Linked DNA regions of Homo sapiens: region 1 is linked to region 2. Evidence: chromatin contacts called from ENCODE Hi-C data. All regions are on one chromosome and are shown on one strand. Each heading gives the region's core, a stretch centred on a gene start or an enhancer-like site at or near the end of the contact. The rest is flanking DNA. Distances are from core to core; before and after follow the strand shown.

Evidence for each region. Hi-C counts contacts between places; a loop is a spot of excess contacts on that map. Pooled maps may share reads with other maps.
Region 1: a pooled map shows a loop between it and region 2 (3-fold over the local background). The contact joins the promoter of PPFIBP1 here to the promoter of BHLHE41 in region 2. A Hi-C loop is called at or near these places in 2 of 168 maps with a recorded cell type or tissue (CD4-positive, alpha-beta T cell and naive thymus-derived CD4-positive, alpha-beta T cell) and 8 of 50 pooled maps.

Annotation. Positions count from the first base shown.
Region 1 is chr12:27,522,790-27,526,072 of GRCh38, reverse strand. PPFIBP1 (PPFIB scaffold protein 1) reads right to left here and starts at 1,867. Exons shown (of 30, transcript NM_003622.4): 1 at 1,708-1,867. RefSeq lists enhancers at 1,245-1,845, 2,092-2,551, 2,449-3,050.
Region 2 is chr12:26,123,212-26,126,678 of GRCh38, reverse strand. BHLHE41 (basic helix-loop-helix family member e41) reads left to right here and starts at 1,642. Exons shown (of 5, transcript NM_030762.3): 1 at 1,642-1,961; 2 at 2,097-2,160; 3 at 2,500-2,607; 4 at 2,938-3,049. The coding sequence starts at 1,900. It also overlaps a transcript of SSPN not described here. RefSeq lists a silencer at 61-230.

The DNA of each region.
Region 1 (3,283 bases), core at 618-3,117, 1.4 Mb before region 2:
AGTATGTTTTATGTACTCCCCATAGAACATAAATAGAAAAGACTTGTTCACCATTATTGCAGAGCCATTTGCAATTTCTGTGTCTTAAGCCAAAATACAAACCAAAATTAAAATGTTGTCTTTCCAATAAAGCGAATTTTCCTTTCTCAAAAAGCCTGCTATTTTATCCACTCTATTTAATTTTTTCAGGAACTAACAACAATACAGACCCAGGTATGTCATAAACAACAGCACAACCAAACACTTCTTTCTAGTTCTGAAACCTAATGATCATTTGGCTAGAAAGATAGAGAACCCCATCTATAGTCCTCTATCCCTTTTCCTGACTTGGGTTTACTAGACCTACTGTTGTGGCTTCTTTCTTTCTCCATCTCCTGGAAATGCCTTTTCCCTTCAGGGGCCTGGGATACGGATTTTGACTCACAATGAAGTCCACTCCCATTTCCTCCAGACCTGGCAACAGTAGGATCCTCACTGCTGAGGAGGAACTTCGGTGAAGGAAAGGGGAAACTTGACTCAGGAGTCTCAGCGCTTACTTTTTTTTTTTTTTTTTTTTTTTCCTTCCTGCTCCAAAAGAGAGCCTTAAAGCACTGATGAGAGGGTCCTGAATCGGTGTATGGAGTCAATTTCCCCGCCCCCTCGAGAAAGTCAATCACACCCAGTTAGTGACCTGGGCACACAAAATCTCCACATAGGAAAAAGACAGGGTTTGAAATAGGAAATAAACAAAAATCAGAATTCTATTCTTTCACTTCTTAAAAGTATCTTTTTCCTCCCGCAATTGCTTTCTCAAAATACCAAACTTGGACTTTGAAATCAAGTTCTTTTTCTATTGCTCTCCGCAGTTCTTACTGAAAGCAAGGATTTGTTTTGGTCCCACATGTTGAAAACTTCACGTCCCTATAATTAAGAGTTTATATGCCACGCCTTCCACCGCGTTTCCCTGTTAAAACTCCCTTCTCTAAAAAAGATCCCTGAAAACACAACTACCAGCTCGCCCCTCAAGCAGCCACAGGAAACAGATCTGAAGATTCTCAGCAGCCATCCTAACCTCTCCAGATATAAAGCTGGCAGCTGAAGGGATTTCTCGGTTAAAATGAGTGAATACTAGTTGCAGTTTTAGAAGTGTGCCCCCAAGAGACGAGTTTTCCCGCAAGCTCATAATTAATAAACACCCCAAGTGAATTTCTCACATCCTGACTGGATTACACAAAAGGATATTTTACATTGATATATAAGACTAACATTGATATTCTTTTAATATATAATAGGCCACAAGGAGACAAAAAAATACAAAACTTTTTTTTTCTTTTCAACGAGCATAATTTTTGAGTCGATGATCCATAATTTTTTGTGGCATTTTTAAATGCCTCAATACACACAGACAGAGAGACACACACGCCCCTCTGGTTGGGGTTCTCAGGTATTACCGGGAGCCTAGGGTGTGGGGGTCTAAGGATACAGACAAGACCTAAACGTCCAATCCTGGAGTATTCTTCACGTACAAGCTCGGTCCAAGCCCCAGGAGTTAAGCCCTACCCCTCCACCCCCACCACCCCCAAAAAGTGCCCGTTCCCATTGGGAAACAGGAGTGAGTTGCACAAGGAAATCGACCCGGGGAAGAGGAGGAGCAGCTGCAACAGCCAGCTGCAGCCACACAACGGTGCCACTTCCCTCCCGTCTGGGAGTGGAGCAAAACGCCCTTACCTGGGGGGTGGAGAGCCGCCGGCACTAGTTCCAAAAGTTCTGGTCCACCTCCTCTCGGAGTTCAAAGCCCCAGCACTCCGGCCCGGCCGCCAGCTCGCAGCACACGAGTCCTTCCCCGTCCTTTCCCCACCCTGCCTGCACTACACCATGTCAGGAATCCGGGCAGGCACCGAGCTGGGAGCTGACATCACTCCCAGTTCCAGGTACCTCCCCCTCCCACTGCCGCCCTTCTCTCCTCCCTCCCTGCAGGAATCAGCCAAAGAGAGTCAGCAGTGGGGCGGGGCCGGGGGCGCCTGCGCGCCCGCTGATTGGAGCCGGGGAACGTCACTCAGAGGAGTCCACTAATTTTATGCATTCCTCGCTGAGCCAGACTAGGGCTGGAAGTGGGTGGATGGAAGAAAATGCTGCCCTTCCTGCTATCTCTAAGGAACGGAGATAATCCGATGGGGAAGAACCTGGCGGGTCGAGTTTTAAACTTTTCTTGTTGTAGTTACTGAGATTCCAGATCAGAAACGAAACTAACCCACGCGAACCCCCTTTTTAAGGAGAAACAATTGCCTCGGTGTCACAGGCACACGGGCATGTACAAGCCCGGCGGCGCGTGGTGTAGAAAATGGCTAGCTTTAAGCCATGCAAATAAAGGAAAACGTCAGCTCACCCTTCTGCCCTTTTATCCTGGGACTGCTGGGTGTTCCCTTAGACGGGGAATGTAGAACTTCAAAAGCACTTCAGAAAGATTTGGAAGAGACTCCTGAAAACGGTGACCGAGCTTTGAATTGTTAAGTGGTGGTGTTGTCAGCCATGTGGCTGCTGTTGCTTTTAGCGATGAAAATCACACCACACAAGCTTCTCGGGCAAGTAAAATTGAATCTCTGAAGCAAGAAAAATGTATTTCCCCGTTTAAAGACCTTAAGGCTGCTGTTTCAATGCACACACTGAAAAGGGTGGAGGAAGGAGGGACCTCACAATTGAGTTCCACAAACCACATGAGAATAATTACTGTAGAATGGAACCAATTGTAGTGGCTGAGCTCTCAATTAAGAATTAACTAACGTTTATCCTTGACAGATATCATGCGGTATAATCCCCTTGGCTGACAGAAGAAAAAGATTCTCAGAAAATGGTTCTTTCAAGGCAGATGCTGCTTACAGGCAGACCTGAATGGTGAAAAGCAGCTTTATTTGTATGAGATATAGGTAGCATATAACCCACCATCTTCTAAAAATATAGTGAATTAATAACTTTCTCTTTTTTTTCTTCTTTTTTTAAACAGGTCACTCTGCCACCCAGGCTGGAGTGCAGTGGCATGATCTGGCTCACTGCAACCTCCTTCTCCTGGGTTCAAGTGATTCTACTGCCTCAGCCTCCGAGTAGCTGAGACTACAGGCGCCCACCACCACACCCGGCTGATTTTTGTATTTTCAGTAGAGACGGGGTTTCCGCCATATTGGCCAGACTGGTCTCGAAATCCTGACCTCAGGTGATCCACCCTCTTCGGCCTCCCAAACTGCTGGGATTACAGGCGTGAGCCACCACACCAGGCCTCATTGTTTTTTGATTGATGACATGCCATACA
Region 2 (3,467 bases), core at 393-2,892:
CCGGAGACTGCAGCAGCGCGAGCGGCCGCCGCGGCCCGGGCTGCTCCTGGAGTCGGGGAGGAGACGCGACTCCCGCAGACACGTGACCTCCTCCCAGCCGCCGCTTCCCGCGACCCAGATCCGTCCCCGGAACCCGTGCCCGGCGGGGCGGGCCGGGGGACACGTAGCGGGCGCCCCAGTCCCTGCTGCGCCCTGGTGCATGTACCTTTGGCGTTCTTCTCCCCTCGGTTCACTTATCACCGGCAATAATCAACGTTTCAGAGATCACCCCGGGGAGAATGTAAATATCCCTCTCTGTGCAGGAAAAACCTTGGTTTTTTTCTCTATGTCTTTATGTATATCTAGAGAAATATATATATAGCCTCCATCCCACCCCTGGGAGTCCCTCAGGACATGCCTTCCCCTGGGCTGGCAGGGCGGCGTGGGCAGTGCGCATCCCCGGGCACCTCCCGGTAACTCTCACTAGCAGTGAGTCATGCTCCCAGGGTGGCTCTGGGGAAAGGTAACCCGGCTCTTGCTGGCCTGTGATTCCCGGCGCCGAGCGCCGCGGCTGCAGGGCGAGCGCGCGCGCGCACGGGTTCCCCGAGCAGTGATGTGGCAGCAGCGGCAGGTCGGATCACGTTGCTGGCCCTGTGCTGGTACCCGTTTGAGACCGGATTAAGGAGGGAGGCTTTGGAGGTGCCAGCGGTAGTAAACGTGGGCTCTGCACACTCCGGGCGTCTCTTATCGCGCGGGGGGGCGGGGGGATGGGGAAAGCACGTAGCGTCACCGGAGGCTCAGAACGCGGCAGAGTTGAGCGGGCGGGTGATAAATGCTGCATAGCTTTTCTGTGGTAGCCCCTCTCGTGCCACCCCCTCTCGTGCCACCCCCTTCTCCCTTCCCAGCCCCCACTCAACCCCGGCTCGCTCCCCGCCGCGTTCCTCCAGGAGCACACGCGGCCCCAAACGTCGTCATCTGCTGCTGTGATTAGTGGCACCGCAATTCCGGCTGCTGCGGGGAAGTTTAGTTGGCCCAGGGACGCCGTGTCACCGAAAGACACTTGGATTGCGACATTCGGACCCAGTGACAACGTTTTCATGTATCTTAAATCCTTCAAGGAGCGGATTGCAAGTTGCTTCTTCTCGAGGCAACCTCTCCACCCAGCGCCAAGGAGTCCCTCCAGGCCACTGATCAGTGAGCAAACAAGTCTCCAAAATTTCCTTTGGGACTCAAGTTTACCCACCGCGAATTCTCTTTTCACTTCCTTTCTATGGTTCAAACCAACAGCACAATCGGTGGAAAAGCAAAAAGCCACGTTCACATTCCTGCACCGTAACAACGGACGAACCCAGGGAGTCGCATTTTGGAGCCAAGGAAGCTCAGGCTGCCCCGCACCCCTGCACCCCCACTCCCCCCTCCTCCTGCCGACTGCATCGCCTTTGGGAAGATGAATAGCTTGGCCGAAGTTGTTTTTCCTTTCCGGTGGCCCTGATCAGGTGTCCCCGCCCCCTCCTGCCGTTCGCCTTCTCTCGCCGCCTTCTCCCGACGCCCCCGCCCGGCCCGGCCCCTCCTCCCCCGCCCCCCTCCGGGCTGGACCGCGGATGGTACGTTCCGCACGTGAGCTGGGTGCTGGTCTGGCCGGCGACGCGCGTGCCCTGTGGCCAAACACTGCCTGGAGTGAGAGCAAACTACCAGCGCAGTGGGGCCGGCGCGAGTGTGCGTGTGTGTGCGTGTGTGTGTGCGAGCGCGGTGGAGGGGGGGGACCAACTGCTTCACACTTTCAACACTGCACTGAAGAGGGAGAGCGAGAGAGAGACTGGAGACGCACAGATCCCCCCAAGGTCTCCCAAGCCTACCGTCCCACAGATTATTGTACAGAGCCCCAAAAATCGAAACAGAGGAAACGAACAGCAGTTGAACATGGACGAAGGAATTCCTCATTTGCAAGAGAGACAGTTACTGGAACATAGAGATTTTATAGGGTAAGGTGCACGCACCCTTGCGAATATCTGTCTAGGCTTTGGTTTGATTTTTTTCTTCTCCAGAAAGTGGTATGGAGCTGGCGAGGGCAGAGCCCCTCCCCGAATGGGTGCCTGATGCTGATTTCTGTTTTGCAGACTGGACTATTCCTCTTTGTATATGTGTAAACCCAAAAGGAGCATGAAACGAGACGACACCAAGGTAAGTGTAAGTTCCCGATATTCCTCATAACCTGCATGGGTAGTTAATTAGAGCCATTGATTTCACAGTGAAGCTCTGCCCGCAAATATATTCCAGCCCCTGAGCTTCCCCAACTGTGAATTTTAAGTGGCTTGCTGGGTACTCTCAGGGGGATATTAAACATCATACCTGAATTTAAATTGCATTGCAGAACAGTCCAGAGGAAAGAGGTTTCTTGGGTGTAGTTTATCACATAGTATGTTTTATGGTGGGGGGGCGGGGGGGGCAGACGAGGGTAATATCCAATAAGTGAATGTTTCGCTTACTGTTTTCTCTTTTCCATGACTCTCATATATTAAGGATACCTACAAATTACCGCACAGATTAATAGAAAAGAAAAGAAGAGACCGAATTAATGAATGCATTGCTCAGCTGAAAGATTTACTGCCTGAACATCTGAAATTGACAGTAAGATGCACATTTTCATTCTTTGCTGCTCTCCAAGGGCGTGTTAATAGTCTGGTGCGACTCCCAGAAAATATAAGAATAAATGTAAATATAAGTTCCTGACTTAAAACTTGTGCTATACCGTACAGAGTTTCCCGCAAACTGGAGTAGGTGCTCCCAGCTGAAGGCAAGAAATCATTTATAACCTGTCTTGTGGAAAGCTCAAGAAGTAAAAGAACAGTACTTCTTTCAAAGTGTTTGCTTAAATTGCTGTGCTGAATGGACAGCCAATTAAGCCAAATGTGTGTTTTTAAGTAACCAAGTGCCCGTTTCTTTTTTGCACCACTGCAGACTCTGGGACATCTGGAGAAAGCTGTAGTCTTGGAATTAACTTTGAAACACTTAAAAGCTTTAACCGCCTTAACCGAGCAACAGCATCAGAAGATAATTGCTTTACAGAATGGTAAGTCAGTTCAGGGAGGCCAGCCTACCCTGATGAAGCGGGGCAGCCCACAGGGGAGCAGTGTCAGGACTCCCTCACCCGCACCCCATCTCTTTCCGTGGGCTCATGGGTTCCCTCTCATTTGTTAAATTGCTTATACTTTCCCTTCATTGGAACGAGCCCATTTCCCGAAGCATCCTAGAGGCTTTCAGCAGAACTCGGAGGAATCAGGATTTAAAGTGGCGGTTGCACCCGCTCCACTTTGGTTTTCAGCTGGGAGGAGAGCGCCCTCTCCCCGCTCCGCACCTCCGCCACCCCGCTTCTCTCGTCAACTGGTGGATTATATCACTTGAATACTGGGGAAAAACCGAGATCACTTTAGTCGATGCAGGGCCCACGTGATAAGCAGATGTTTTAACGTGGGTATGTTTCTTCTTGC